Regions from separate parts of the Mus musculus genome. Here region 1 is linked to region 2. A link is a loop called in an ENCODE intact Hi-C map of the cell type or tissue named here. Cell type or tissue: gastrocnemius. All regions are shown on one strand. Each heading gives the region's core, and the rest is flanking DNA. Links, peaks and the distances in the headings are about the cores only.

What was found. A loop is a pair of places that touch in the nucleus more often than their neighbours do. Peaks named below come from ENCODE experiments on the same cell type or tissue, not always from the same donor. Only the 100,000 strongest peaks of a DNase experiment are listed, where the experiment ranks them.
Region 1: a loop joins it to region 2, with 2.1 times the contacts of the local background. A loop is called at or near these places in 2 of 42 quality-filtered maps.

What each region holds. Positions count from the first base shown.
Region 1 is chr1:137,322,935-137,339,551 of GRCm38, forward strand. No RefSeq gene overlaps it. Among named protein-coding and RNA genes, the nearest start is that of Gm34244, 22 kb to the right of the region's middle. In gastrocnemius, for the core only: CTCF peaks have their summits at 7,860 (motif pointing right), 9,207 (motif pointing right) and 11,401 (motif pointing left); DNase peaks (open chromatin) are centred at 7,885, 8,954, 9,184, 9,941 and 1 more place.
Region 2 is chr1:137,918,951-137,935,567 of GRCm38, forward strand. Gm4258 (a long non-coding RNA gene) reads left to right here. Exons shown (of 3, transcript XR_003948014.1): 2 at 1-14,071. Among named protein-coding and RNA genes, the nearest start is that of Gm4258, 29 kb to the left of the region's middle. In gastrocnemius, for the core only: no CTCF peak of the experiment used is centred there; DNase peaks (open chromatin) are centred at 9,138, 9,791 and 11,054; H3K4me3 peaks cover 1,021 bases; H3K27ac peaks cover 1,389 bases.

The sequences.
Region 1 (16,617 bases), core at 3,762-11,761, 600 kb before region 2:
GGGCCCGAGGAACAGTGTGAGCAGTAACATGTATGTATGGATAATGTCTGTTTCTTTACCTGGGTCAAACGAACCATTCCCTTTACAGAAAAACCAGAAGACAGCTTGTTCTAGGACTGACATATTTTCCATTCATTCTTGTAAGGCTAATATGTATTATGTACTTTGCTCCACTTGACTCAACTTCACTTCTTGAGTCTCTCGCTGAATCTCTTCTTTTAATGTCTTGAAGTTTTCCTGCCTCTCCCCTAGGGGCACAGTTAATGTGGCAGGCACCCCTTCAGTTGGTGCCCTCTTACCCTATTCATACGTTCCTATAGGCTTTCTCAGGACTTGGTGCCCTGCTTCCAGCTTGAATCTCTATTATGTCTCCTAATGTATTTGCTTTATTAATAGTCTCCCTCTTGTCAGTATAACAGTTCTTGCTGTCACTTTTTAAAATGTGCCTCTGAGGGCTGTACTTTTGCCCTTTACCCTAGGGCCTTTGTTAGACTAAAAGGAACTCAGCTAGGCCTGAAAACAAAGAGACTGGCTGAGGACAAGGGAAGTCTGGTGGGAGGAGTTTGTGGCTCAGCCCCACCTCCATGGGTCTGTGAGGGCAGGGTCTGTGAGGGCTGGCTCTGTGAGGACTGGGTCTGTGAGGGCTGGGTCTGTGAGGGCAGGGTCTGTGAGGGCTGGGTCTGTGAGACTGGGTCTGTGAGGGCAGGGTCTGTGAGGGCTGGGGGTTTGTGAGGGCAGGGTCTGTGAGGGCTGGGTCTGTGAGGGCAGGGTCTGTGAGGGCTGGGTCTGTGAGGGCAGGGTCTGTGAGGGCTGGGTCTGTGAGGGCAGGGTATGTGAGGGCTGGGGGTTTGTGAGGGCAGGGTCTGTGAGGGCAGGGTCTGTGAGGGCTCAGGGTTTGTGAGGGCAGGGTCTGTGAGGGCTGGGTCTGTGAGGGCAGGGTCTGTGAGGGCAGGGTCTGTGAGGGCAGGGTCTGTGAGGGCTCAGGGTTTGTGAGGGCAGGGTCTGTGAGGGCAGAGTCTGTGAGGACAGGGTCTGTGAGGGCAGGGTCTGTGAGGGCAGGGTCTGTGAGGACAGGGTCTGTGAGGACAGGGTCTGTGAGGGCTGAGGCTGTGAGGGCTGGGGCTGTGAGGGGCTCTCTGAGGTGCTGCTGTTCCTAGTTTGGCCACTAGGTTGTATTGTAACCTGTTCTGTGCTTTAGAAGCTGTGCTGCTGCTGCTGCTGTACGGGCTATACTGTTCTCTCAATCACTTAACCAGAATATCCAGTTTAAGCCCAGGAAAGTCTCTTTTTGTCTCAAAAGAGCAAAATTTGGGGAAAGTGAAGGTAAAAGAAGAAAACACGGGCGAAAGCTTGAAACTGGGCATTTTCTACTCAAAATATAAGGCCCTTTGAGGATTTTTGTTTATCGCTTTCCCTGGCGTGGAAGGGATGAGGTGAGCAGGCGTCTGATTCGATACTTGAATGAGGGTGTGTCTGCTTTTGCCTTTGGAATCCAGCCCAACAGTGTTCTATTTCTAGAGAGCGCTTTCTCTAATGGCTCTCCTTCATCAGTTTTATATATTTGTTTGTAAGTAAATAGACCAAAGGGAAATGGCAATTAGGGTATATGTCATGCTAATAATTAAAACAAACAAACAAACAAACAAACAAACAAACAAACAAAACGATTTCCTCTTCTTCTATGTATTAGTCAAATTTGGGACAAAAGTGGTAAATAAATGAGTTTGGTAGTTTTCCGTGAAGGACTTTTCTCGATTGGCTAAAAAGTCAAAAAGAATATCCTGTGTTCACGTGTTTATTGTAGTAGGTATTTAGCGTTCTTTTCTTTTTCTTTTTTACCTGTAGGCAACACAGTGCAATAACAATGTCCAGGCTGCCGATTGTTGCAAAGCATAAGTGGGTCCAAGAGCAACCAGGCAGTTTTTAGGAGAAGAGGAAAGGTATCCCTCTGTTCAGAAAGGCTAGTAAAACAGCTTATTTACCTACCCACTTCACTTAAATACTAGCCTAGAATTAGTTCTCTACTAGAGAGGAATCCCCCTCCAATTAACAAAGAAGTAGCATCTCTCTGATAATTTTGCTGGGTGTGCAAAAGTATGAAACGTCACTTGACTGAATACACGTGCTGCATGTCCTCCGTGCAAGCACGAGTGACAAGGAGCTCGTGGACTCCGGGCTTGACTCCGGGCTTTCAGCATCTCGGATGCATCCTCTTGAGAAAATGCCATCTGCACAACAAATACAGTCATAGTTTCAGGATAATTAGCTTCTAGGGACGATTCTCCAGGGTATTGATATGCCGCACCCAGGTAATAATAGTTTCTGTGTATTGAGTGGTTTCTGCATTTCACATTACCGCGTGCGTTTTCCTCGGCTAACTGTAAATCACAAATTCACACTGTAACTCTGCTAGGCATTATTGTAATTATTTTCACTTTAAATCACAGAGGCTCAGACAGATTAACTCGTTCGATATAACTATAGACAGAGGGCTGGAATCCATATGTTCATTCTGTATTATGCTCAAAGGAAAACAGTGATCTACGGAGCCACAAAACGATGCGCTGGCATGTAAGGATCTGCATCCACAGGTTAAGGACACGGGTTTGCTTAGCTCTTGGACTTTGTGTTGTCACAGGAGGATTGCTTCTGTTGTTGTCTGGTGTCTCCGGCTCCTATCACTCTCCATAGAAAGCTCATTGTTGTAAATGACTGGGCAGTGATTCCTTGGTGTTTTCTTCAGTAACAACCCCGCGATTCCAGGGTTAACGATTCAAGCGATCTGTCTTCTGTAAGCTGTCCACAGACACTTTAATCATTTTCCCGTTAATGCCTTGTGTTTGCCCTTTTCTTGCTGTTTTATAAAATTATCCACCTTAAATACTAATGGTGCTAGTTCCTTACTGGGGGCTGGCCCATGTTTGCTTGACTTATATGCCTGAGCAGAGCATCATGACGGTGGGAGCTTGTAACAAAGGAAGTTCTTTACCTCATGGTGAAGGAAGCAGAGACAGAGGGTGGGGTCAGCAAGGAGTTACAGCCTTCAAAGTGTATCCTCAGCCAACAATTTCTCGCAGGTATGCCCACCTCCCAAATCCTCCACCTTACAAAACCCTGCCACCATGAGGGGACCACGAAGCTTAACATGCGAGCCTGGGGGGTCCATTATGTATTTAACCACACATGAACTGTTTTTATATTCTATATGTTGAAAATATCTTCTCTGAGATTTTTGCTTATTTCTTCAATCTGAGTCCTATATCTTTTGGTGAATAGAGATTTCCTTTGAATATAGAAAGATTAATCTTTCTTTTCTTTTCTTTTTTTTTCTTTTTTTTTTCTTTTTTGAGACAGGGTTTCTCTGTGTGTAGCCCCGGCTGTCCTGGAACTCACTTTGTAGACCAGGCTGTCCTCGAACTCAGAGATCCACCTGCCTCTGCCTCCCGAGTGCTGGATTAAAGGTGTGTGCCTCCACACCCGGCTAGAAAGATTAATCGTATTCTGTATGGATTGTCATCCTTCTGTTGAAGAAATTCCCTATTTCACTCTAGGATCACAAAGACATCTCTCCACAGCTTTTAAGCTTATGTTCTGCCTTTCAAACCTGGTGTTTTAGCATCTTTAGGATTGCTCTCCGAGTTCCTGGGGACCTGAGACCCACCTATGAATGCAGAACTGGTTGTCCTGGAGCCTGTTGTGACTGCATTTCCTTTTCAGAGGTTTGCAGAGCCAAGCTATTGTTGACCATTTACACACATGCATACTCATGCCTAGCCTTTCTCTGCTGTTGGTTTATTTGAGCATCCATGTGCCATTACTACCAGACCTTAATTGTTCTAATTTTATGATAAAATTTTACAACTGAAAGAGCTAAATTTCCCAACACAAGTACTATTGCTATTGTCCTTATTTATCTTGTGTATATTTTAAAATCAAACTATAAAATGTCACCAAACTCTGAGATTCTCCCTGTAGAGTAATTTAATAGAGATGTCATTTATATATTATATATTTATGACTATCTTATATTGTTACTTTATTTATTCAAATAGATAAATACATATTATATTTATTTGGATTATAGATAGCTTACTGGCAGCTTAATAATACAGAATATTTTATTTCATGAGTGTAATGTGTCTCATTACTTATGTAAGGCCTATTAGGAAGCCAATTTGGATTATCGTAACAATAACATTGATTTTTATATATTGATTTTTAAAAATAATAAAATGAAATATAATTTGTATGTGAATATTTGTATAAACTTGAACTTTTAAGAAGTTGAGTAGATACCTCCGAATATGGTTGCTGGAGTGTATGATACAACCACAATCAGTTTTGCAATTATTTTACATTTCTCACCACACAGTTTTTACTGCTTATAACACATTTGATTAAGTTGTATTTTCCTTTAGTTTAAGATGACCTTTAATGTTTCTTGTGCCATACATTTAAATTATGACTTTTACTCTACAAATATTGGGTTTTCCCCCCTTGCTCTCTGTTCTTAATTTCTAGTTTAGTTGCAGGATAATATGAAAATATGTATTTTTAAAATGATTATGTATGTATGTATGTATGTATGTATGTATGTATGTATCTATCTATCTATTTCTCTCTCTCTCTCTCTCTCTCTGTGTGTTTAAGTCTTACGAATGTAATATGTCTTGGTGATATGCTATATGAGCTCACAAATAATATCTATCTAACCCTTTTTGGGTAGAGTATTCTATACATGACCCATGGATAGAGAATTTCATACGTGAGTACTGCATTTATGTTGTTGCCCCATTAATCTCTCTCAAACTTTTTCTGTGTTCCTCTGACTCCTTCTCAAATGGATGTTTTCTTATTCTTTAATTATTCTTGTGCAGTTGAAAAGTCATGTCTGCTAGGGATGTGATTCAAATTCTACCCTAAGAAGTGTATTGACAAGCTGGGTGGCAGAGGCAGGTAAAGCTACACACACATATCTCTGTGAGTTTCAGGACAGCCTGGTCTGCAGAGTTTCAAGATAGACAGGGCTACACAGAGAACTCCTGTCTTGAAAAACCATTAAAAAAGTGTATCGACAATAATTGTCACCTTATGTTTTTAGTTTTAACCGTTCGGGAGTGATAACAGCTCAGAAGACAAAGGTGGATGAGTTGAAGGCTCGGTGGATGTGTATATGTTCCCTTCACACATACACATAAGAAAGAAAATTTACAACACAAAACACATGCAGCATGAAGTGCTCTTTATACCTACACACACATGTTCTTTAATAAAGACAGGGAAATAATGTGACTTTAAAGTTCTAAATTTGTTTTAAAATTGTGAGCCAGCAGTTCTGTGGGGGAAAGGAAACCCACTCGTCTGCTTTCTACTTTAGACCTAGTTGTGTTGACTGCCATTGATAAACCTTCTCACACCAGGAAATAATGCTAAGGAGTGGTATTAGGAAGTAATTCTGTCAGGTGATTGTACCCAAAGAAAACACCTTGGAGTAAGTTTAGAAGCGAGTGTGAACGAGATGCAGGCTCTGGAGCGAGGGATGGGTTGTGCTAATGGGGCATGTCTACCCTTAGATAGATATTCTATTCCTCAGAGCTGATCTTATGGTATGGAAGATAACAAGGGGGCTCAGACACTTTCCGTGGCTGATAGTCATCCTGTCATCCTTTACAATTCGTCTTCGTTTTCTGAGCCTATATTATATTTAAATCATTTACCTAGTGTAGATTTTTAGGAAAATCGATCTTTGTTTTTTCTTTGCTCCAAGAAGAATAATAAATTGGAATCTAAAACCAAAAGGTAAAGTGCCTTACCTCTCTGTTCTCTGCGTGGCTAGTGTTTCACAGCGACCACTGGAGTGCTGGGTGGCTTTTCTCTCTGAACACGTCTGTGTTTCTTGTCATTGATGTCGTCATTAGTTCAGCAGCCAAGTCGTGTTTTACCTCAGGTGAGACAACCTTTCAACCCCCTCCCTCTCAGCAATTGATATTTCCGCTGCTAATTTTCTGTTTTGTAAGATGCACTTTTGTTTGTACAAACACAATCTCCTTCCTTTGCTTTCTTTCTACCAGACACTAAAGGCCTGGCAGAAGGCTGGGGCTGGGGCAGGTCACTTATTACTGTCTCCTTTGTGACTAAGGGACAATTTTTTCATCCCTAGTTTAGGGTAGAAACTAGTTAGGTAAAGCCAGGGAACACCTGGTATTCGTGAGGACTCTACAGGGTAGTTCTGGGTGATGAAATCAGATGGTAGATGTGTGAATCACAATGTGTCACTTACTGGCTAGGTGGCTTTGTTTTCTTCCTCTCATCTTCAAATTAAGTAAGGTTGTATGGAGTGTTAGTTGCTGGTCATACATTCAATTCTCAAAACGTGTCAATGCTTAGCACAGTACTGTTACATATCAAAAGCTCCATGTCAGTATTACTTAGCAATCTTGCTTGACTTGTGCAGTTTCACTAGAAAATAACTTAGGATAAGATAGACACATATCTGAGGAGTGTGTGTGCGTGCGCACACACTTGCATGCACACACATTGGTGTGCGTGTGTGTGTGTGTGTGTGTGTGTGTGTGTGTGTGTGTGTATGTGTGTTTAGGTGGTAGACCTCGAGGCCTCAAATCACTAACCATTAAAGCCCACAGCCATTATTCAGTCTATGTGACAAATGAGATCCAGAAAGCTAGCCTAGACTTATTGGCCAGCAACCAGTGATAATCACTACTTCAAGTTCAGTATCTGCTTTATTTTTTATTTTTAGATTGCGTGATAATATCTTAGTATAGTCTTATATGACTTTCATCTGTTCATTCTTTATTAAAATAAATTACCAGATACCTAGTTTGTACTGGTCACTAATGTTGGTTCTGAGGAATTTCGGAGCAAATCAGACTGGGTTGTATTCTAAACATGTTGGGAGACTACTCGGCTTGGGGTGAGGTTTAATCTGAATGCAACTCGAGAAGAAATCACCTGGTGCTGGAGAGATGACTTTGTGGTTAAGAGCATTTAACTGACTGCCCCTCCAGAGGAACCAGGTTCAATTCTCAGCACCCACATGGTAGTTTACAACTGTCTACAACTCTAGGTCCAGGGGATCCAATACCCCCACATAGACATACATGCAGGTAAAATACCAGCGTACATAAAATAAAAGTAAATCCATTATGAAAAAGAAGAATCACCCTGACTGCTCTTTGGAGAGTTTCTTCAAAGGAGACAAACGAGAGTCAGGGCAAGTGGACAGGAGCCCAGTGAAAAGTGACACTGACAGCAGGAAAAGAGCTAAGTGACAGGATTTGCAACACACCTGTGTGCTAAACTTCCAAACAATGCCCACAGTGAGCAAGGACTGCCAGTCTCCATCGCAGCCTCTCACCCTTGCACTTACTGCCGCTCTTCCTTGCCGAACCCATTAACAGGTTAGGGTGGATGGAGAACCGACTTCTGCCTGGGCCTCTTGTAAGTGGTTTATGCATCTGTAAAATGAGTGACTATGTCCCCAAATCTGCATTCATTTGCCCCTTCATCCCAGCCTAATATTCTTTTCCTGATGCTGAATTAGCAGTGAGTGAGAACCCCTTGGAACAAACGGTTCCACAATGGATCTCTGGCAGAAGTTTAAGATGACAACGAAACAAGAAAATAAGATTAGTGAAGGTAAGTCTTCCATTCTTGTTTAGTTCTTTAGTGCCAGTTTCCAGGACCAGAAGGGCCTCCTGTCTGTTTGTTTTGTCTCTGACTCTGTCTGTTTCTGTCTCTCTGTCTGTCTCTCTGTCCATCTTTTTCTGTCTCTCTCATCTGTCTGCCTGTCTGTCTGTCTATCTCTGTCTTTCCCTCCATTCTCTCATTTCAAGCAGAAAGCCAGCAGAGGGCACTGGTAACCCTGAACATGCAAGATATCTGGTGGAAAGTTCCCTGCAGAAGGGCAGCCCAGTGTTAAGACAGAGGGGGGCGGGGGTAGGGGAGGCTAGAGAAGTATAGGCTTCGTACTTTCATGTCCGTATTTTGTAAGTCTATTAAAAATTGGGAGAACCTTCTCTATCTCTCCTTTAAAATGCTTGAGAGTGGCTTCCCCAAAATATGATAGAATAGCATTGAAATACTTCAAGCAGAGTGAAGATGATTAACACTATATTATTCTGCAATTTTTAAATCATTTTATTTGACTCAAAATGTTTGCACTCATGTGGGTAGGATTCAGTTAGAAAATTGAAGTATGCTTTGCCCATTGAGAAATGGTGTATGCGTGTGTTTCCAAGTTTTAAAACCTATTCCAAAGCAGTTATATCCATCAGGAGTGTATAAAATACCTGCAAGTGGCAAGTATAATTACTTGTGCCTGTTGTTAAAAATTGAAGTTGATGTAGTTTTTAAGTTGGAATTTCTACCAATGTGTAACCACCACTTATGTGTGTATGTATATGTGACTACTATATTTATATGTGAGTCATGTAAAATATATCACACACATATTTATATTTTTCCAGAATCTGTCTTTGTGATGCTGCAGAAACTTTCCTAGTGGTTAGTGCTGCTGTGCAGTGGTCTCTTACCTAGATGGACCTATTTTTCCACGGCACCCAAACCTGCATGGCGCTGAGCTAGTTCCTTTAGAATGACTGCCCAATGCTCAGGTATGCCAAAGCTTTCAGGACTTCGCTTGTTAATGCCACAAAAAAGAAAAAAAAATTCATGCACACATGCTTGGAAGCTCTTGTCTGAAAGACCATGGATGTCTTTACTTCCAATTAGACAGTCACTAGGCAGCAAATACAGCATATGACTTATATTGAAGGGCTATGGGCTGCCTGTATCAACTGCTAGAACAGCTAACCTCAGCAACAGTCATCAAAGCTTTAATATAAGAAAACTATATGTGCAAAGACACGTGCGAAGCTCACTTTGAATGTGTTACAGACTCCAGTACTCAGGACAGTTGGCACAGATGGCCAGCCTGACATCAGACTGCTCCTTTTTTTTTTTTTTTTTTTTAAACCGTGACCAGTTCTGGAGAGTGCTGGACTAGAGACTCTGTCATTTCTGACAACAGGAGAACCAGAGACCCAGTGACATTCAAGTTTTGGCATTTTCCAATTTCTTTTTGGATGATTTAACGACCAAAACTGCTGCAACCTACACATTTTGCTTGTCTTCCTTCCTCCACGATGGAGCTAGGATAGGATATGGCTGTTCGTGGCTTTCTGCCTCTGGATGGCAGTAACTCCTGCTTGAATGTTCATGACCCTTAACTGTAATGTCTTAAAGTAAGGACTTCCCATCCTTTGTTAGTTTTCTGTCCAAAGAAAACACGAAATTTGCTTGGTCTGAAACACACACACACACACACACACTCCAAACAAGGAGTCTGTTTAATGTTAAAAAACCGATACCACCAATCCCAGGCTAGAAAGAAAATGAGGACTCAGGGAGCTAACCTAAAAAAACAAAAAAACTGAAAACCTGGCATTTGGATATTTCCATATGTTTATATGTGATTCATTTTCCTTCTTACATAAATTAACAAATGCTGCCGAGCCAAGCGTATTTTTTTTCCCTCAAGACAACGAGGCTCTGCAAAGCTCTAGGAATATATCCAGGCTTTGGGAATAAGCATGTCTACCACTAAAATTATGTGCTCTGATTAATATAGTCCATCTGGATTTTCTGACTGAGGCTTTTCATAGACACAAAGAATTAAAGAGCTTAAACATTAAATACAGAGCAGTGCACACATGGTAAATGTGGTTCTCTAACCTCCCCATGCTGTGGCTACTGCAGTACCGTGAACCGACATCTGGATAGGGCTGTGGGCTGTAATTTATTGTCCTGTAATATTTTCCCGGTCCTCCTCTTGCATGTTCTTTTAAACCTGCTGTTTCTTTTCTTTGGTTCTCTGTCCTAGCCTCACATGCTCCTGTAATGTTTACCTCCTACAGTGAACTAGGACTGAAAGCTCTTCCAACCTCCATTGCCAGCTCTGGGCCTTTGCACAGACGTGTTAGAGAGGGGTTTGTGGGAATCCCTAGCTCCAGCTTGTGGAACCTTTAGACAGGCATGGCTTTCTTATTGGGAAAAGAGGATGGGTTAGTGTGAGAAAAAGAAATCTACTCTTGAGTATTCTTTTTTTTATTTTATGTTTTAAAGTTCTTTTGAGTACTTACTAAAAAGTAATAGATTATGACCCAAACCTACCACCCGAACTTCAGTCCTGGAAATCTCACTCAGTCTTGGTATCTAACTGAGGTGGTGTAAGCTCTTAACGGCTTCATAGTGACCACTCTTGAGTCTTTGGTGATTTGGAGGGTTTACTGCATACTCATGCATTTCATTCTTTCCTAATCTGAAAAGGGAATGTGAATCCTATGGCTTCTAAATGATAGATTAAAAATATACATATTTTTCCTGCAATGATTTTTTTTTGATGCCACATGAAATGGTTTCTGTAAGTATGAGCGAGTATGATTATTGGGTTTCTTGGGACAATAGTAGAGAATCTACAGAAATACCTGGGGCACAATAAAGCCCCAAATGTATAGTCTACATAGCAAAACCAAGGGGAAGACAGAAAGTCATTGACTCCAATAGTGATAAAAGCAAAGAGGGATTCTGGGATACAATCCTTCAAATCTAGGGTCAGGTCACCAAAAATCAGTCTAAGAATTTAGCTAGCTCAAAACACAGACGAGAAGTCAAGAGAAGCATGTTCCTAAGGCATGCTTCTTTTGTGTTTCTCTTAGGTGGCAGGTTTCAATCTCTGTGCATTTGAAATAATGCTCTAACCTGCTTAGAGACAGAGGGCTTCTCATCATTAACCCAAACGAAGCTCCGAGTCCAGGGAGCTACTGTTTCTGGCTTTATCTGACTTGGGTTATTTCCAACCACACAGTAACAGCCTTAACTTTAACATAGCCAGAACTGAGAATGTTACCAACAAGAGGGACGTCAACCATGGGTGTTCTGAAGATTCGTGTTCAAGAGGATCAGTGGCCTTAGTAACTTCACTCTGTTCATTTCTGTGACCGCAGGGTACCTTTATGAAGTGTCTGCAGAGTTTCTTTTGAGTCAGTGATCTAAATTCTATTCCCAGACTTTCTGTCTGCATCCTCCCTTGATAAGTTCTTGCTATTTTCATGCTCTCTCTTTGTCATTCATCCCTAAACGATACCAAGCATTGTGAAAGGTCAACCACACTCCGTGTGCTGTGGAAAGAAGGGAAAGAAGGGATGCAGGGTAGCAGGAGCCTTCGACACAGCAAGGCTCTGGAATTTCTTCTTTAGATACAGGGAGATCCAGAAGGAAATACAAACCTATTAGAAGAGTCCTGCTATTCCAGTAATGCTCCCACCTCAACACCCACTGTACCCAGTCCATCCAGGAGAAGCAGGGAGAAGGTGGCTCCCTCCAGTGGTGGATGCTTATGCTACAGCAGCCAGAGATTAGAATTTTCATAGCCATTCTCTTTTACACAGATTCTCTCCTCAAGTGATATCTAAGGGGCAACTGGGTGGTAATTCCAACAAACCAAAGCTTTCCATTATATTGCTGAAAGTCATATTCATGTCTCGGATGCAAGTCCCCCATTATGCCTTTAAAGGAGAGGCTGAGGAGAGGCAGGTTAACCTGCTCCTCTGAGGTGCAGTCACTGAGCTGGCCATCACTGGTTGCCACATACAACACACTTTTAACCACATATCACAGTTCAGTTGTTGTGGATAACAGAATGTATAACAGAATGACTTTCAAATTGACATGTTTTGCCATTTTCTGCAGCACCCACCTGTGAAGCTTTTACACCTTCTAGGTTGCCTCAGATACAACAGAAAACAACTGCTGTCGTCCACATTGAGTTATTTGGCAACTTTTCATGTGATGATAAGATTGGCTTCAATGATTGTTTTCTCTCTCTCTCAAAATTTATTTTATTTTATATATTTATTTTATTTATGTTGCTGTCTTTAGACACACCAGAAGGGGACATCAGATCCCATTACAAATGTTTATGACCCACCATGTGGTTGCTGGGAATTGAACTCAGGACCTCTGAAAGAGCAGTCAGTGCTCTTAACTGCTGAGCCATCTCTCCAGCCCCTCAATGACTGCTTTCTATTGTCATTGTTAACTTCTGATGGCTGGGCGGGCACTAGCTCTCATCTTTCTTCCAAACTTCTTGAACTACCAGCAACCACATTTTCTTGTCACTAGAAGATGCTATACTGAATGCATTGTTTATTTGCTTTGTCTCTGGTGATTTATTGCCCATTTTGAACCTAAATTAAAAAAAATCACTCAATTTTGCCTTTTGTCTAACATCATATACGTAGCATAAAAGAAATATAAACAAGCAGTGAGTCACTAACAGAAAATCATAAAGCAAGAGGTGCATTAAAATGACGCAACAAACCATTTATTACAAATGTATTCTGATACCAAATGCCAAATTTCAAAAGCACGAGCCCTGTGGTTATCTTTGCACCAGCCTAACCCTGATGAGCATGTGCAGCCACCTTGTGCTAAGGAAAGGTGTTAGGACCTGGGGTTCAAAATGTCAGAAAAGAGGACCTGAACCACACCATCAACTAAGTTGTGAAGACCCATGTAGCTCAGCTCAGCTGCCGAGTCTAGGGAACACTTATAGTGAACAGTAGACAACAATGAGAAACAATCTCAGAATGAGATGAACTGCAGCACGGGGCCAGCTCAGTGACTGCACCTCAGAGGAGCTCTGGAGCCATTCCCAAAGCCCATGTCACACCAAAAGATCAAGGTTCCTATTCTTACCCATGAGGCTGTGGTTGATTTTAGTTGTAATGATTTGTAGTTCAGCTGTCTAAAATTTCCGTTTCTTTTGCACTAACCTTTTGAGAAAGGAGCCATAATCACCAGTGTGTCCAAGTGGATCACCTGCCACCTTTTGAGAAGAAACACTGTGTAGTTCATTCTGAGACTTGGTACATGCCATGGAAGGCACATTTCACTGAAGACCAGGACTTTAACTTAGAGCTTAGGGTACATGACTGGATCTTCCCAATGACTGTGGCCTCTTGATTTCCCAACTCACATATTTCTATTGGAACAGTAGCATATTAAGGTTTTCCAAGTCAGTATGTATAATTTGTATAGCTTACTATGGATTATAGCATACTAGCACTTCTTGTTCATTTTGCTCAATCAATCAAATGTAGTTTTACAAAAAGTTATGGTAATATTCTGCAGGTTTTCAGGTGGTTTAGATTCCTAAAATATTTGCTAATGGCAAAGGAGGGTAGAATAGCACAGCCTAGTGGGAAAGCTGTAGTTCTAGTGTCATTCCATGTAAGTGAGAACTGCTTTGGAGTCTTGTCCAAATATTGGTTCTACAAATACCTCAAGCTTTAAATATATGGTATAGCAGTGATGAACATGGTTGCCCAGCAGCTGTAATTGGAGCTACTATTTGGTTGGGTTGGAATAAATCTAGAGTTCATCTTTAAGTCATTTAACTTAATATCTTTCAGATAAGACATCTGATTTCTGTAGGAAATAGGCTGGGTAAAATGGGACTATAGGATAATCACTGGTATCCTTACAAATATGCTCTCTCTTCAATAGGGTCCAATTTCTACTATCCTACATGGGAAGAAGTATTTATTCTCAGGGTAAGGGTGTGAAGGTTTTCTATGTTATCTTTCCTAATATGATTCTTATCATGTTGGCATTGGTAAATAAGTCTGATTTTACTTTCAGTTGACCATTATTATTTTAGTCTCTCATTTATTTTTGTATGAGAAAACACATACATTGTCAAGTGTCTATTTAAATTCTTACAAAAACTACAATATATTTTGTTTTGCCCTCCACTATATTAGAATATATATAATCCTTACATTTGCTGCTCAGGTTTTAGTCTTATTTCTACTCATAATGTCATAGCCAGAGCAATATTCTATGTTCATTGCAGAAAACAGAGATTATTCCCTAATGCTTTTTATTCTTTGTGATTCTAACCTGAGTATTTCTGTATCCATATTTAATTAGATCATTGAGATATCTAACTATGTGTCCAGGTGAATGAAGATTTTTGTTCCTATTAAACAAACAAACAAAGAAAAACCAGAATATTCCTTCATCGACTTCTTAATTTGAAATGAGCAGTAGCTTTGAAAAAGTAACAATAGCAAAAAGATTTTTCCTAAATGCTTTTCTGTTTGTTGGGGAGGAAAACACACACACACACACACACAGCTTTCTAGTTTGTTCCTATATTACATTGGTGGAGGTTTTTGATGGGAGCTTCTATCTAGCCCACACTGGTCTCGCAGCAATGATCCTCCTGCTTCAGCCTTCTCAGGACCAGGCTTATAGCTTTGAGCCACGCTGCACTTGGCATCACTTCTTGATTTTCATATATTGAACTCATCTTGAATTCCTAGAATTCATACCATTTGGTCATAATTGATCATCCTTTTTTATACCACAAGATTTGTAGTATTCGTTACATTTCTTTTTTTTTTCTTTCCATTTTTTATTAGGTATTTAGCTCATTTACATTTCCAATGCTATACCAAAAGTCCCCCATACCCACCCACCCCCACTCCCCTACCCACCCACTCCCCCTTTTTGGCCCTGGCGTTCCCCTGTTCTGGGGCATATAAAGTTTGTGTGTCCAATGGGCCTCTCTTTCCAGTGATGGCCGACTAGGCCATCTTTTGATACATATGCAGCTAGAGTCAAGAGCTCCGGGGTACTGGTTAGTTCATAATGTTGATCCACCTACAGGGTTGCAGATCCCTTTAGCTCCTTGGGTACTTTCTCTAGCTCCTCCATTGGGAGCCCTGTAATCCATCCATTAGCTGACTGTGGGCATCCACTTCTGTGTTTGCTAGGCCCCGGCATAGTCTCACAAGAGACAGCTACATCTGGGTCCTTTCGATAAAATCTTGCTAGTGTATGCAATGGTGTCAGCGTTTGGATGCTGATTATGGGGTGGATCCCTGGATAAGGCAGTCTCTACATGGTCCATCCTTTCATCTCAGCTCCAAACTTTGTCTCTGTAACTCCTTCCAAGGGTGTTTTGTTCCCACTTCTAAGGAGGGGCATAGTGTCCACACTTCAGTCTTCATTTTTCTTGAGTTTCATGTGTTTAGGAAATTGTATCTTATATCTTGGGTATCCTAGGTTTTGGGCTAATATCCACTTATCAGTGAGTACATATTGTGTGAGTTCCTTTGTGAATGTGTTACCTCATTCAGGATGATGCCCTCCAGGTCCATCCATTTGGCTAGGAATTTCATAAATTCATTCTTTTTAATAGCTGAGTAGTACTCCATTGTGTAGATGTACCACATTTTCTGTATCCATTCCTCTGTTGAGGGGCATCTGGGTTCTTTCCAGCTTCTGGCTATTATAAATAAGGCTGCTATGAACATAGTGGAGCATGTGTCCTTCTTACCAGTTGGGGCATCTTCTGGATATATGCCCAGGAGAGGTATTGCTGGATCCTCCGGTAGTACTATGTCCAATTTTCTGAGGAACCGCCAGACGGATTTCCAGAGTGGTTGTACAAGCCTGCAATCCCACCAACAATGGAGGAGTGTTCCTCTTTCTCCACATCCTCGCCAGCATCTGCTGTCACCTGAATTTTTGATCTTAGACATTCTGACTGGTGTGAGGTGGAATCTCAGGGTTGTTTTGATTTGCATTTCCCTGATGATTAAGGATGTTGAACATTTTTTCAGGTGCTTCTCTGCCATTCGGTATTCCTCAGGTGAGAATTCTTTGTTCAGTTCTGAGCCCCATTTTTTAATGGGGTTGTTTGATTTTCTGAAGTCCACCTTCTTGAGTTCTTTATATATGTTGGATATTAGTCCCCTATCTGATTTAGGATAGGTAAAGATGCTTTCCCAATCTGTTGGTGGTCTCTTTGTCTTTTTTTTTTTTTTTTTTTTTTTTTTTTCCATTTTTTATTAGGTATTTAGCTCATTTACATTTCCAATGCTATACCAAAAGTCCCCCTTACCCACCCACCCCCACTCCCCTACCCACCCACTCCCCCCCTTTGGCCCTGGTGTTCCCCTGTACCGGGGCACACAAAGTCTGCGTGTCCAATGGGCCTCTCTTTCCAGTGATGTCCGACTAGGCCATCTTTTGATACATATGCAGCTAGAGTCAAGAGCTCAGGGGTACTGGTTAGTTCATAATGTTGTTCCACCTATAGGGTTGAAGATCCTTTAGCTCCTTGGGTACTTTCTCTAGCTCCTCCATTGGGAGCCCTGTGATCCATCCATTAGCTGACTGTGAGCATCCACTTCTGTGTTTGCTAGGCCCCGGCATAGTCTCACAAGAGACAGCTACATCTGGGTCCTTTCGATAAAATCTTGCTAGTATATGCAATGGTGTCAGCGTTTGGATGCTGATTATGGGGTGGATCCCTGGATATGGCAGTCTCTACATGGTCCATCCTTTCATCTCAGCTCCAAACTTTGTTTCTGTAACTCCTTCCATGGGTGTTTTGTTCCCACTTCTAAGGAGGGGCATAGTGTCCACACTTCAGTCTTCATTTTTCTTGAGTTTCATGTGTTTAGGAAATTGTATCTTATATCGTGGGTATCCTAGGTTTTGGGCTAGTATCCACTTATC
Region 2 (16,617 bases), core at 4,445-12,444:
TATCGTATTTTCCTTTTGTAGTATCTCTTCATCTTTTGAAGACTATTCCATAAATGGAGGTCTCATTTCCTCAACAGAAGCCCTTGATACAGTGAATGCCAAGTGAATGTTTATTGAAATATTGAATTAATGGGTAAGGACTTAGGGGAAAAACAACCATGAAGACATCAAAGAGGCAATCCTATGACTGAAATATCTCTAGAAATATTGAAAGTACCAAGTTCTTTCTGTCTGAATGATAGCATTCAAAGAGCCTTATTTATTTCAACAGTCTGAATAAAACTACCCTTTGTAATTGAAATTCAGATTGGAGTTGTTTGATTTATATTATATAAATTCATTTTCCTAATTTTCCATGACTTTGTAAGTCTGTGTTCAGCAAATGGCCAGTATTGAAGATAATGGCATCAATCATTATAGAGTACAATGGTGAGCTCATCAAATAAGCCATGGCACAGGCATTTTAAAATAGAAGTACCATTATATAACCAGGAGAAGAGATGACTGGAAAGTTCAAGAAATAAATATAAGCCAAAGAGGTCATGTGCTCTCTATTCTTCTGCATCTGATTGTTAGCTATTTCTTTTTATTCAATAAATATTTATTGATTCCACATTTAACTCCTAGCAGTCTTCTCAATGCATAGGAGATAATGGTAAACAAATGGTTAACAAAGTTCCTAGCTCACCATACAGACATATTAGAATATAACCATATATGCCATAAATACTGAGATGAGAAATCAAAGTTCAGTGAAAGTGAGCTTTGAGATTATATACACATGTGTTGAGAAAGATGCACCTAAGAAATATTTTACCTAAGTTGTGAACGAAAAGATTTGGGGAAAACATAAACTCCAGAAATTTCAAGACCAGAAATACAGGAGTATAAATGGCCTGAAATACAAACGTCATTATGGTGAACAGGGAAGAACAAAGAGGTCATTGTAGTCAAAACAGAGTGACTAGGAAGGGGGTGGTAAGAGGCACAATGAAGAAGTGAATGGGCGGGTCATGTAGGGTACTTATAGCCATGGGTAAGATTTGAGGTTTTATTTTAAAGCTGTTAAAATGTTTGAACAGTGGTCTGTGTGATTTCTCTTTTATGCCAACAAGACATCATGACTGTTGTTGTAGAACAGGTCTGGAAGGATTGTGTAAGGGTGAAGAGAACACCCTTTAGAACAGTGTGCTTCCCCAGGGTGTGCACGGCAGTGTAGATGTCAAGACGTAGCTGGAGCTTGGAAATAGTTAAATTGGCACCAAGGTTTTATTTTTCCCCAAGACTGTACTAAGGTTCAACTTGATGTTGATTTAAAAAGTGTCCTTATGAGAAGGTTCCATTGTATGACATTCATAGGATAATTATTCTCCAACTTATTCTCCAGGGAGCTCAATGTCAGGATTAAGCCAGCTCTCAGAGAGGCCTGGGTGACATGCTTTGTGTCACGAGTCATGCCAGGTCCCAGAGCTTCAAAGCTACTGTTCTGGCCACCAAATTTCACATTTTCCCTGTGTTTTTATTCTACAGATCCAAGAAGAGATTTGAGTTAATGTATAAAGTATTTTGAGCAGATTTTGGACAAAATGGATGTTAAAGGACTGGTTTCATAAAGAACTTCTAATTTGTTTGAAGGAAATGGGCAGCATGATTTTCAGCTATGCTTTGGATTTTGTGTACTGAAAACCCATGTACAGCAAGACATTTTGAGCATCTACAGCTAACATTCTGTACAGGGCTATGCTAAGTCTCTGTGAGCCATGTTGCCCATGTTACTTGGGTTTAAGATATGTGTATTTCAAATTTGCATAGTCACAAAAAGGGTACCCAGAGATACACTAAACAAGTTGTTAAATGTTAAAATATAAGTTTATTGCTAGTTCTAGTTATTGACATATTTGCTTATTCTGATACATTATCCAAGGACATGTTTTTTTTTTTTCTCCCAAAATGCCTCTTTAACCAGCCATGCATTTCTTGAACACATTAATAAATTTGCCAAAAGATTTCATTAAAATGACCATATTGGACTAGAGAATTCATATCAGAACAACAGAGTTCCTGCTTATTCTTTTCTTATTATTCCTGAATACAAGTTTAGTCATTGTTAGGCACCTAGGTGTTTAGCATGCTAGCACATTTTACAGCTGCTTAGTTTTAGTCAGGAAAACCAGATACTGATACTAAAGTCTTTCCTCTCACATACATGTGCGTCATCCCCCCCCCCCCCACACACACACACAATGTTCATTTCACATACTCTAGGAGGCTCACCTCTGACTCAGGGTGACTCTCTGCCTCCTGAGTTCGATATTCACTTCATTCTTTTTTGTAACCTCCTCCTCTGGAAACTCAATGTGCTGTGCACCATTTACATCCTTCATTTGCTCTGCCAAGAAAGAACTAGAATAACAGAGAGTTGGACATGAAACATGCTTTCTAAACAATCAGCGAAGTTCAATCTAACAAAGCCCCTCCCCAATACAAAGCAAAGTAAAGCAAAGCAAACGAAAAGTACTCCATCTTTTCCATTAGTCATGGGAAGCTAAATAATTGATTATTTAATAATGTTTACCAATGGCTTATTCTTAAATCAAAAGAAGTGAGCATCTTGTATGCTTGTATGTGTTCAAAGATAATTTTAGACACTTCTCTTCTCTAGTAATGATGTATTGGGTGTTTCTTTATTCCCTTTAGGGTGTTTGTTTGTTTGTTTGTTTTTGTTTTTTCACAAATTCTGTCCTTAGTATGGTTTGACTCACTGATCAGAGGAAGTAAGTGTGGGAGGCAGAAGAGTGCAGGGAGTAGGGAGTTCTTCTTTTCTTCTGCCTGAGGTTATTTGTGTTTAGTGGAAAAGGGAAGGACTGCCTAGAATAGAGAAAGAAGTCTCATGAGTTGTACAGACCACCCTCAGCAAGGAGAACCAAGAGCAAGTGGAGCATTTTCTGCGAACACGGCCATCCCTTACCAGGTGTGTCCATTTTGTTCCAATGAAAATACTGTTTCTCTTCAATGTTCCTTCCCTTGTTGGAGGGAAGGGAAACCCGAGCTTTTTCTTGCTGCAGAGGCACTACAGCGCACGCGCACACACTTGCTGAAGTGTAGTTTGTAATCACTTGTTCTGTCAGAGCTATTGGTGCTCGATTCTGTCTCTTTGGAGATAATATTTATGAAATTCCCGGATGCTTAAGCACTGTTGCAAATTTTATATAATTTTGAAAAGATTATAGAAGAGTTGCATTTCTTTTTTTCTGATGATCCCAGTGGGTACAGGGAAGAGGACAATAGAATGTGGTAACATTCTTCAGGCTCAGGGTCCAGCAGGTTCCAATCTAATTAAAATATTCTATCTCTTACAACTGCAAATATTTTGAACATTTAAATTTACTAAGCCTATAACAAGCATAAAAGATATTTTTTTCCACAGAACATCAAGCCATAGACGAATACTTCTTAGATTACAGATGGGAAATTAACAACATGACATGAAAATAAAGAAAGTATTTTGGTAAATACAGTGTACTGCTAATTACTACTATAATCCACAGTGTTAGGAAAAATTTTCTTTTAAAACATATTACTTCATGATGAATGATAAAAGAAAATATGACTAAAGGAAAAAGTAAATTTAATTTCAATGGTATTGCTTTGAGCATTTTAGCGAAATAACTTTTAGTCTAGAACTATAGGAGTTGGTATGATAACCAGAGGGTGGAGGCAGAATTTTGTCCTCCAATACCCCTGTTCTTCTTTGATATAAAGGACTAAAGATGACTGTTCCTCCCCTAGGAAATGTGAAAATCCAGTGAAGTCATCAGACTTGCCATATATATAGGCACACCGCCTGTTTTTAAGAGTGATTGGTACTTAGGGAGGGAATTAAGAATCTCTAGACCCAGGCAGAGGTGTTTTGCCTGCTCATCTGTAGGTGGGCGTAAGCATGTCCCATCACCCTGAAAAGCAGAACTGAAAACTCTCTGGAGCAGCTGCAGCCCACGCCAAATGGTGTAGCACCCATTCAATTCAAGAGCTGCCCGCGCATTCTCTCATTTTCTGCGAAGGAAAGCATGTGTCTCATGTGAGAATAAGTTTTCAACAAATCATTTATCAGGCAGCAAGCAAAATTTGAGATGAATCACGTGTGCTTGGTTTTTCTACAGACTATTCTGAGAATCCAGAGTTCATTAATATTGGGACTCTTTTCAAGCAACATTTATGTTTCTTACTTAGATTTAAATAATAATAGTAATAATAATAATAATAATAACACAACTTCTACTTAAAATTGCCTTCTGAAATGCTATAGACTTTTGTCAAAAACAAACAGGGCTCAATTAGTTTTTTAAAAATGTACTATAGGTGGGGTTGTTATGAATACTTGTTAAGCCACTAAGACAAATGCTGTATTTTTGCTTTCTAAAATTAGAATTTATAAACACAATTTTCCATGTCTAGCCAAGTGGATTTGATTCTATTTGTAAATGGTGGGAAAGGGGCAGCTGAAGGAAGAAATTCTCTGGCAGCAATGAAACCTTACTGGCTCTTGTTATGAGGCAGACAATTCTTTTTAATATATCTTGAGTAGATTCTGTTATTTATCATGGGAAAAATGAGTGTTATTCTGATATTTAATTACATTATATATGTCCATTCCTGACCTATAATTATACTGCCTGTAAAATTTTAATTGTTAGTTCAGTGCAGGGCCATTACAACCATCATTTGTTTATGATTGAAAAGATGTTAAAAATTGCTCCTCTGTCTTAATAATGTCTGCTGCTAGCACATTATTAACAAAATAACATAATTTCTTCCTGTGGGCCCAGTGTATATTACAGGTTACAGTGTTTAGAAAAAAATGACAAAGACAGGAAATGTGTAGGGATGTGGTCACTTAAATACACAAAAACGCAAGACAAAAGGATCTCCAGAATTTGAAAGAACATCCCTGTTTGGGGTACTGTGAGACAGTCTTAGATGTTTGCTTGATGATAAGCAATCTTCAGAAGGAACAGGAAGGGAATGTCCAAACTTCTGAATTATGTGAAAGAAATACACCAAAGCACTAGCTACTTCACTCCTCTTCCGTGTATTCTGTTCATGAGGCTAGCCCAAGGCCCAGTTGATACTTTTCAAACTACAGAAGCCTTCTGGCTCCTACTACAAATTCGTTCTGAACCAGTTGTGTTACATTGTTGCTAAGGCTAATTCTTGCTAGCTTCCTTCTATATGCAAGCATTTTTATCTCTTTTAAGTATGGACAAAAGAAAATTTGTACATAAACAAATAGCAGACTCAAGACCCAGGAAGCAGATTCTCGGTGTTTTTGAAACAGGTTACTGAAAAATAAATGAGAAGCAGGAGAAAAATAGAAGAGAAGACAGAGAAACCATCTGTCACTCACTGAAGGGATGAACAAACAGGAGAGTGAAACTGGTGTCCATATTGTTTGAAACTGAGCTGAGATCATTTCCGTAGACCTAAATAAAGACTTTGCTTTATAAATCTTAGCTCTTCAGTCAAGGGTCGTGTATACTCGAGTCAGTCAGCCCTCCACTGACCTACGCTAACAGCCCCTTTTGATATAGACATTTGTCCAACTCCGGGGGAATACACAATATTATAGTTCATACACTATAATATTGTTTTCTTCTACATGTCATTTTTAAGAAGTAAAGCAAATTTTGTTGTTTTGTGTTCTGCGATGGATTCTCCATCTGTAGCTCAGGCTGCCCTAGAACTTACCTGGAGACTAAGCTTGCTTCCAAGTGTGATGCTCTTCCTTGTCTCGGTCCCCTCGTGTGTGGATGATACACAGAGCCACCACTACAGTCTTAGTACTTTCCTAGACCAAGAAGATGATTTGGTGTGACAATTATGCACAAGGCCTTTTGTGGTTCTCTTTTTAAAATATACTAAATTTCCCCTGTTAGCCTCTTTGAGGGTCTTAACCATTATGTTCTACTGGCGTCAGCGCAAGGAAGAACCGTTGTCACAGCCATCAACAGTTCTACACAACCTGAGAAATCAGCCTAACCAGGTCTTGGTGGCTTTGATCACTCTACTGAACACTAACTCACAGCAACTACATACTTCTTAGGACAAAGGATTTTCACAAATGAACATCTTTAAATATTACAGCATGAGCATACGACAGAGTGAATGATCCTGTAAAAAATAAATAATTTTAATTTCTTCTTCCTCCTCTTCATCTTCTTCCTCCTCCTTCTTCTCCTCTCTCCCTCTCTCCTTCCCTCCCTCTCCTTCCCCAATCTCAGAGTGTTCAAACCCACATACAGCACTCACTTGATTACATATCTATAACTACAGCCCTCATTTGCTTTCATGTAAAATTATATTTAGTATTTAAACTAAATAATAGTTTAAAACTAAGTAATAAACCTTGTACTTTATCCTTAAAAAGCTTCCAGTGAGGATCTTTACTTTAAATACAAAGGAACATATTTTATGATTTCTAAAATATCAACGTATAACTAGCATGCATCTGTCTCTATGGAGATCTGAGAGAATACTACACTGTTGAAATTTTGCTAATAATCAACCCTGTACATTGTCCATCTTATCCTTAACAAAATATGCCTTAAATATTTCACTTTAATTTTTGCATATATTTCTTACCTCTAGGCTTTCTAAGATTTAACAGCCTAGAAAATTATCTTATCTTTGGTTTAGCAAAACCATATCTTTATTTTATCCAACTTGACAAAATTGCATTCTTATTTTTCCAATTTAAGTGTTTTTACATACTCACTTCATTGCTTAAAATTCACACAGATAATGTACATGCTAGATAGATAAATTGAGACATATCCACTTCTTTTTATCCATATGCACGTACACACGCGAGCACGTGTGCATGCCTGTGCACAAGCATGTGTGTGCACACACAAACACACTAATATTTAGGCCTATTTAATGTTTAGTGCAACTTCTCTGCTTTAACTCTATAGGTGCTGACGGGTTGGCTAAGATGGCAAGGTTTACAAGTCCAGGGTCATCTATGAGTCTGTGCATCCCAGAAGCCCTGCCATGCAGAGCATTGTTTAGCCTCGTCTTTCTGGAACTAAGGCCTGGTCTGATGTCTGCAGCTCCCTGGTACCGTGGAGCTGTGTCTGCTCTGATAGCATGGGTAGCATGCATTCTCACTTACACTGCATGGACCTAATAAATGAAACTGACCCTCACCTTGGTTAGCTTTCCTTCTTTTTCTCCCCATCTTACAGAAGTAAGGATGCACTTTTAGTTGGGCTGTGTCTTATGTTTAACCTTTGCAGGGCAATCGCCTTTCTCTTACAGGCCTTTGTTCCCCTTCAGAGAGGAAATGATTCACTCTAAAAATTCAATATAAATAAAGCAGCTAATTCTGCTTTTGAAACTTCAAACTTTGAGATCGAATTCAACATTTCTGAAAAAAAAAAAGAAAAAAAAAAAAAGAAAGAAAGAAAACAAAACCCCAAAACCCAGGGACACAATATATCACTTCAGTTTGCTGCTTTCAAGGTCAGCGCTGGGATCAGACAGTCCCCATTTTTTGATACAATTAGAAGATAAAGACCTGTCAGTTCTCAGAGAGCTTAGCCCAGAGCTCTGTGCAGAAGTGGGTCAATCGCCCTGCCCTGTTATCTGTCTAATTAATGATGCATTTAGTTTGAGACTCACAAATCTACTCATCGACTTCTCCAAACACCTTAAATGTACACAAATTCCCTTACTAGGTCTTACCATCTCCCATAGGATACAGTAGAAATGGGCCTAAACATATTAAAATAATATTTTTATAATACATTGTCTTCCTTCATAATTACTTGCCATTTTTCTACTAACTATGTCAGTTGTCTGAGATCCCTTGCAGACCTTAGACTATGGAAGAAATGGCTGCACTCTCCCTAGCACATGTCCTAGACAGTCAGGAATGGAAAATGAGTACTCATTTACTCCCAAGGATTATGGCAACACACATCTCCTAAGTCTTTCTGGCCTGAACCACTTGGATACCACAACATAATCCTTGGGAGTAAATGAACGAGGTGCGTTTGGGTCTTTCCTTGCTTTCGTTTATGTTACCGTTTGGATTCACTTGTACACAAGAATCTGTTTACCAGTTTCCTGTTATTAATTATGGGAAATGGACTTCCTTAAAATGTTAGGGACACTCTTATACCTCACGTTCAAACACTTCCGGCAAGATACTGACAATCCCCTTAAGTTCCACAAAGCCATATGCTCATTTGAAATACATTGTTTCTTCTCCTACCCCTCAACTTATCTCTCCCTGAAATGAAAAGACAGAGAGTAGCATGCCTCTACCCAGTTATGAGGACACCGAGGTGTGAATCCCGAATTCTAGTCACAAAACTGAGTTGCAAAATTCAAATAAAATAGTAAAGTGCTAAGGACCACAATGTATTCTAATGTAAATCTACAAACGGGGAAAATATTGATTTGCTGCTTGATGTATTATTACTAAGCTTTTCTTCTGCTCAATCCAAGTTAGTATATACTCTGTCTTGTCTCTGTTTCTCTCAGTCTCCCTGTGTCTCTGTCTTTGTCTCTCTCTTCTCCCTCCCCTCCCTCTCTTCCCTCTCCATTTTCTCTAAAGTATAAGCAAATGTATTTGCATACATTAAAATCATAAAGAACCCAAAACATCTGGAAATTTTAGAAGCAAAGCAAAATAGTCAGGGGAGAAACCCAGTTTTAAAATGCAGATGTTTAATTGTGCTGTCAGTTTTGTTACAAGGGCACAAGAGCAGAAATAACCAGAAGTCAATGGCAGAAAATTAAAATACTTTCAGGAGCGCTTGCCAAGGTAAAAGCAGTGAAATTGGTAACACAATATGGACACGGCCTTTCTAGACTGAGATCTGGAAATGTTACCATGTGCAATTTCATAAATTAGCTATTTCAAATGAAAATCCTTTTCATTAAAGGACACAATAAAAGTTTTTCATACTCTCTCTTCCCTTTGGTCATCAACATCAGGCAGTTATTTGGGGTTTGTCTTTCATCAATGACAAGCTCTTTCCCCCACCCTTCGGGCCCCGTTTCTAAGACTCTGATAGTGCTGAGTGGCCAGAAATTACAGATGCAGGACAGCTGACAAATGACTGCCAGGCCCCTCCCCCAGGGCCTTGGCAGTCACAGCTCCTGCCGGAACACGCCTGAGCACAGCGAGCCTTCCAGACAAAGACACAAAGATTCCATTTTCTCAAGGAAAAATAGATTTCATGTGTAAAACACTGGTGAGAAAAACTCAAAGCTGACACACATGTGCGGTCTCCACGAGGCGAGGCTGAATCGCTCCGAAGACTCAAATTTCACTTGATTGCATCAAAGCCTAACAAATATTATTTAACCGAAGAGTATTTCAGGCAGGCTGTAAAAGGGGGAAAAAAAAAAAAGAAAAAAGACAGGCAACGGTAAGATATTTTATTTGTTGAAGCGCGTGATTAAGAAGGCAAAAGAATCCCGAGCTTAGTAGAGATGTTGATCCTAGAGTAAGAATTCATACTTGCTCACATCTTGGAGTCTACAAAGTAAGAAGAATTCTTTTTTTAAAAAATTAAAACCTTATTCAATCAAAGGGTTTAGCAAGATAGTATTAAATTCCTACGAGTATGTTTCTAGTGAAAAGAACCTCCTCACAGCAGCCCCCAGGATATCATTACTGGAGAGGCAGCGAGTACTTTATTACACATGAAACCTTGGCGACTGTCTCAGCCTTCCCAAGCATGCAGGTTTCATCTCGTGGGCCCAGAGCCCTGGCTTCCACAGCGAAGGCCATCTGCTTGGCCTCCCCGTCATGCCAGGCAATGTGTAGGTGCAAAGGCCAGGGCTGGGAGACAAAGAAAGGCTGTCTACTGAGAAAGAGTGTGCTTTTCTTCCTGTCTGCCTGGACACCCATCCCCACTACTCAGATGAGTTCAGTGTTTGCAGAAAACTTAGTTTAATATACTTGAGAAAGTGAGCCCTTAACAGGTTAAAATATAATTAATCGTAGCTGTCAGGGGTAATAGACCAAGAAATTGCACTGGGAATCTTTTTTTTTAAATTATATAACAAATTTAAAAACAAATAAACACAGTTTGTACTTTCCTGTACCTTTTACAAGATCCTGCAATTCTTAAATTTCTTTAGCTTCTGGAAATGTCAGGGTAAGAAAGAAAGAGGGAAAGAGGGAGGGGAGGGGGAGGGGAGGGAGGCTGAGAGGCATTACAAAACACTTGAGAATTCAAAAAGAAGTATCATGAAGGATAATGAGGCTATTAGGTAATCGCATAACTATTTTATCTAAACTCTATTCACACACACACACATTTTAGGGCTAGCTATTATGATCAACAGGGAAGGACATTAGCATCTTAAAGATATTGCTAATATTAGTCATCAAAATTCATACTTCATATTTGGTGTTAAAGTGACCCCCACCTAAAGGGGACTGAAAACATCAGTACACTTGTGGAAAACAAACACCAGCTTGGCTGGAAGCATAACTTTTATTCTCAATTAAACCACGTCGCAATCTGCCTTTGATGTCATCTCAGTCCTCCTGCCTAGAACATGAAGAATTCTACAAGTTGCAGCTCACCTTTGGAGATCAATATCTGGAGGAAACCTCCCTCTCTAAATGCAGATGTATGTGCTGAGGGGAAAGGATGTGAGATATTTATTGCCTTACAAACTTTAGCGCACACTATGCTAAGAGGGTCTATGTCTCTTGCTTGTTCACTGGCATAAAGCAGTCCAGGGCTCTGCACTGGGGCTACTGCAGTAGCTATGGGTGTGTGTTCTTCTCATAATATCTCAACATTCTGTATCTTGAAGTGCAAGACTCGGCTTTAAAATTTTTTAAAGTATACACACCATGCTTACTCAGCCCTGTTGATTTTCTCTATCCGACCTTGACCACTGCTCTACTAACTGTAATGGAATCCTTAGTGACACAGGCTGAAGGAGACTGGCATGATGGGAAACTTTCAACTAGAAAACAGGCCTCTTCAGCTTCTCCCCACGCCAGGGGAGCCTCTGCCAGGAGGACAAGTCAAGTGGTTTATACCCTGAGTCATACTGCTTGCCAACAGGGTCATTCTCTCTCTTGAGCTGGATCCTCAGAGACCTCCCAGAGCTCAGATCCAAAAGACACTGAAAGCAGACTATCCAGGAAAAGGACAGGCTATGAGGTTTAAAAAAGATAGCGTTGAAGAAAAACAGCCATAGCCACAGTCTTTGGGAATAAAAATAAGAGAAATACATTTAAAGAAAAAATACACAATAATCAACCTAAGAAAAATCAATAATCAGCAACAAGAAACAATGTTTTGGGGGGAGTGAGGCATTATTTATTTCTTTTTCCTTTTTTTTTCCTAGTTTGCTAGACTTCTCTAATTCAATATTGATAGGAAACACTTTTACATTCAAATCACATTACTGAATCACAATATTTCTTCCCTGAGAACTCAACATTTCAACAATGATCACAGGCTGTGAGAACTGTATAAAATAGCACGATGCCACTAGTAAGGTTGACTCTTCAAAGAAATGAGATAATAAAACGCTAAACTATATATTTAAGATATTTTAGAGTACAAGTAAATTTCATTGATAATTGAAGCATTTAAAAATATTTTAGATGCTTTTTTGGATGGAAATACACAAGGTTAGTTTTCTGTGGAAAAGGAATATTCATAGTTAAATCATAGTCTGGAGGTAGCTAAAATTATTAGCTTACCTTTAACAAGGACTCTTGTAATTGAAAAGGTGTGTTTATGAAAGTTGGCAACTTCTGGGCTGCTAAAATTAATCATAAGCTAGCAAAGTGTAGGAGGGTCCAAGTGAGCAGTCCTTATGGGCTGTTGGAGAGGAAGCCATCCCTGTGAAAGGTAAGAAAGAGCTTTGGATAGTTTGCCTGAGTTCAAGAGAGGGTCTTTTTGTTGTTTTGCATAGGCTCTGGAGTCAAGGAAAAAAAAAATCCCATGAAGGAGAATGAAGGCAGCTCCATCTACATGTTCAATGGCAATCCAGTAGGAACCACAGCTACGTACGTGCATGTCCCTGAGGAACTTAAAGAGGTTGGTTCGCTATACCCTAAAATTAGGGTGTGATTAAGGTTCACCATTTCTTTGAGATCCCTGGAAACACTTTGTTCTCTGCCTGTCAGACTTTCCTCTCTGCCCAGTGTCTCCATGTACACACACTCCAGCATTTCTCTCTCTCTCTCTCTCTCTCTCTCTCTCTCTCTCTCTCTCTCTCTCTCTCTCTCTCTCTCCTCTCTCTCTTTCCTCTTTCTCTCCTCCTTCTCTCTCCTCTCTTTCTCCTCCCTCTCTCTCCTCTCTCTTTCTCCTTTCTCCTCTCTTCTCTCTCTCACCCCCTTTCTCTTTTTATTACCTACATTTTTCCTCCTCCCCTTTCTTGATCTCCTTAGCAGATGTCTTTTATAATTTATGTTGTTTACTATCCTTTCATTAAAGCTAAGCTGCTTCTTAGGCAGCCAGAACACCTAAGTACACACTAGAGGAGAGTGATACACAGGTGCCACTCCACAGTCTCATCAGGGCACTTCTAATAAGCATCTTGGTACCACCGAATGCAAAGCTGCATTCAAATAACAGCTTTCATCTTCAGTCTTTGTAAATATAAAAGTAACCCTTGAAGCCCTTTGAAGGACCCAACCAAACATCATACACAAGAAAATAGATCAGCAAGGCTTTGAATGACGTGTTTGTGTAAAATCTGTAAGGCATCTCACTGTCTCTATCAAGCAAGACATCTAGGTAAATGGTGGCGTTTAATACGACACATGGCAATCTCAGTTATGAGGGTCACGATTATGTGTTCTCTGTGCTGTTTTGTGTTCCCACCAGGGTGTTTTTCTTTTCTTTCTTTTTTCCTCCCATCAAAAATTCAAGACTCTTTACAATTCTCTGTGTATAAAATGTACACACAACGCTACAGTAGTTTTTGCTATGTGTTGTTTGTTTGTTTTTAGTATAACCACCCTGACACTCTGAGTCAACCCCCCCCCACACACACACACAAACAAAAAACAAAACACCAACAACAAAGAAACTGTGTTAAATGGGCAGACAGATTGGAACTTGAGGGCTATAGCTAAGAGAAAGAAAGTGGAGGCTTGAAGGCTATAATTTCTCTTTCTGTGGTGGTAACAAAATCAGGGGATACATGGAGTCAGGTGACTGCAGACTGGAACCAGAGCCGGGAAGAGCAAACTGCACAGAGAAGGACCCCACTCCTCAGGATGTGCTATGTGGCAAGATGGAGAAGTCCTCACTGAATCCGTTCCACACTCAGTACCCAAGTCCCAATGCCTGTGACCCCGCTTCCCAGTTGATTGGATCCTAGATTTGACAGTTCCATGTTTGATTCTCCTTCCTTCCACTTCTTTACTTTAAAGCAAAACAAAAGATAAATAAGTTACCAGGCCCCTGACTTCTGGCCCCTGCTGAGAGCTCAAAGAAGACACTGCATCTAAAAGAATACTCAGTGGACCAGAGGCAGCGGTGCATGCTCTGGCGTGCACTTGCAGTTCTCTGCTTATAACTTAGCCATATCCTTATATTCAGAAAATTAAATAGAATCCTAGAAATGATAGTAAGCACAGAAATTGTACATTGTGACTCATATCAAGTGGAAAGCAGGAAGTCCTAAAACTGCCTCCTAGGTCATCAGACTAGCTAGAGGGTGCCATCAGCTTAATTACAGGTTTGCACACTCAGAGAGGATGGTGTAGAAATGTTTGAGGAGAAATACCCTTATCAAGACACACATACAGTAAACTGGAATTACCATCCAACCTAGACAAGAGTGTGTGTTGAAATTGCCTGAGGATATTGTTCACACAGCAAACTGATGTCAATCTCAGATCTTCTGACATCTGTATACATATGATAATCAACAGAATTCTGCTGAGAATTGAGTATTTTCTTCGGGACACATCTGCAGCTTCTGTTTACCTTTCTTCCCTGTTCTGAAGGTGTTTGCTCACTTTCCTGTAGTTCTGATTTGCTCACGAGGATGCCCAGACAACAGGAAGGTAAGTACATGCATAAATTGTGTTAGACCTTTGGGAATTCCTTCCTCCGTTTCAGTATTGTGGTTTTGGTTTTGTTTTGTTAAAAAAAAAATGGGTGAGATGAAAGCCCATTTTCTCATTTATAAATATCCCCACGAGAACTGGTAGCTCTGTGAGCACAGAGAAGAGGCATGGCAGACAACCGATACATCCCATCTTTAGAAGTATTGGCAGGTTTCTGTAGGAAATACAGTTTATTCTGGAAGACATGGTTACCATAATTTAAAAAAAAACAAGATATTTAGCACACCAATAAATAATTGTGTACATTAAGATTTTAACATTCTTTTGTTGTTGTTTTTGAGACATCTTAGTCTTCAGCACAGACTGGCCTCAAACTCATGATCATCCTCCTGCCTCTGTATTCAGTGTTAAGACTGTAGGTATTAGTCACCACTCTTGACTTAAAATTTTAATTCTAACCCTAAACCAATTAACTAGTTTTCCTAAGAAAATTAATTTCTTTTAAAAAATTTGCTAATATTTGAATCAGCACAGAAATTTGTATAGATTTTTTAAATTTGGCAAGTAGGGTGCCGTAGTTCCAAAAAGCTTGCCACACTTTCCTATGGTAAAGAATGCAAGCCTAAGGTGTTTTGAAGAAATCAGGGTGTTATTCTTCTACAGATGGTTTGATTGAAATGTTTTAAAGATGGCTGTCTCTTCAGTAAAGCCTTTGCTTTACTGAAGTAAACACTTTGATGCCATAATAACGTTTCAGTGGTTCTCAGTCTCCACCTACAGATGCTATTGGCTATCTATGCAGGACAAACATCTGGCAAACTGAGGTTGCACCTAAATAAAACAGAAAACACTTAAACCAGAATTCTGTCAGCCACATTTCTCCAGGGTTAATTTTATGTAATAAAATTATATTATATTGTGAATGGCTTCTTTAGTTGGGGAGATCTGGGAATACCTATGGGAGGGGGTCACATTATATACATGAGAATGTATTCCAGTTCTATCAGGAGGTTTTAAAAGCACATTGAGAGGTGACCATTGATCATAATCCATTTCATTTAGAAACTGGGCTGTATGTTTTTGCTCATCCTTCTGATTTTAGAAAATATAGGGAGATGATATATGAAGTCTTATTGATAACAGTGTTTCCTCCACTATCAAAATGGGCAGTGCAATCTTACACAGTCGCTTGCTTTTCCCAAGAAGGTGATTCACCAACCTGGGCACTCACACAAGGTGTGCGATATAGAACTCAGAACTTCAGCACAAAACGAAACCTTCAGTGGAGATGTCCTGCTGATCCAAACCAATTAGCTATGCTTTCTGCACTGGGGTGAAAACTCTTGGGAGGCCTTGGAAATTAGAGTAGAGCTTTGGGTAGAGAGCAACTTCACTTGTCTTATGGGGCCATACCACTGTGATGGATGCTCTCGTTTCCCATGTGGGCAACTGAGGAATTATAGCAACTATGGTTGTTTTTTGTTTGTTTTTATCTTTTTGTTTTTGTTTTTTGTTTGTTTTTGTTTTTTGTTTTTGTTAGTTTGTTTGTTTGTTTGAGACAGGGTTTCTCTGTGTAGCCCTGGCTGACCTGGAACTCACTCTGTAGACCAGGCTGTCCTTGAACTCAGAAATCTGCCTGCCTCTGCTTCCCAAGTGCTGGGATTAAAGGCGCGTGCCACCACTGCCCAGCCTAGAGCCAATATATATTGAGGGAAAAGTATGTTATTTTTCTCTAGGTCAGGGTCATTCCTCCTGACCTCTGCTGATATTTTAATCTATATCATTCCTTTCATGGGGAGATTCTTCAGCCTTGGCTCCTACCTGCTGTGTGACAGTTCCGCCTTCCCTAAGCCACTCATATACAACCGAAGGTCCTTCAGAGACCAGCTCCCCCTGACTGAGAGCTACCTGCAAGATATTTTTGGTCTTCCTTGATCTATACATAAAGTTAGTTATATTAGATATTCACACCTACTTTAATAGAGAATGTGTATGTGTTTGTGTGTGTGTATGTGTGTGTATGTGTATGTGTGTGTGTGTGTATGCAGCAGATTTCTGAACAGAGCAGAAATGCTCCTGCAAACCAGTATTTTATGTGTGTACATAAATCTGTAGTTCTAGCTGTGTGCCCATCACCTGCATCGCTCATGTGATAACATAAGACTATTAAGAGTCATCAACGGGCGTGGTGGCACACGCCTTTAGTCCCAGCACTTGGGAGGCGGAGGCGGGCAGATTTCTGAGTTTGAGGCCAGCCTGGTCTACAGAGTGAGTTCCAGGACAGCCAGGACTGCAGAGAAACCCTGTCTCAAAAAAAAAAAAAAAAAAAAAAAAAAAAAAAAAAAGAGTCATCGAATGTGGGCTAGTACTTACTGCTTTATTGCAAACCAAAGTGCCTAGCTATGCTGATATAAAATATTTGCTTTCATTTGGATATGAAACACTTTTCTTATGTGTTATCATTAAATATAATAACATGTTTTCAGAATCCAGTTTTGACAACATTGAAGAAAGTAAGGTGATTTGGATAATTCCATGGGAAA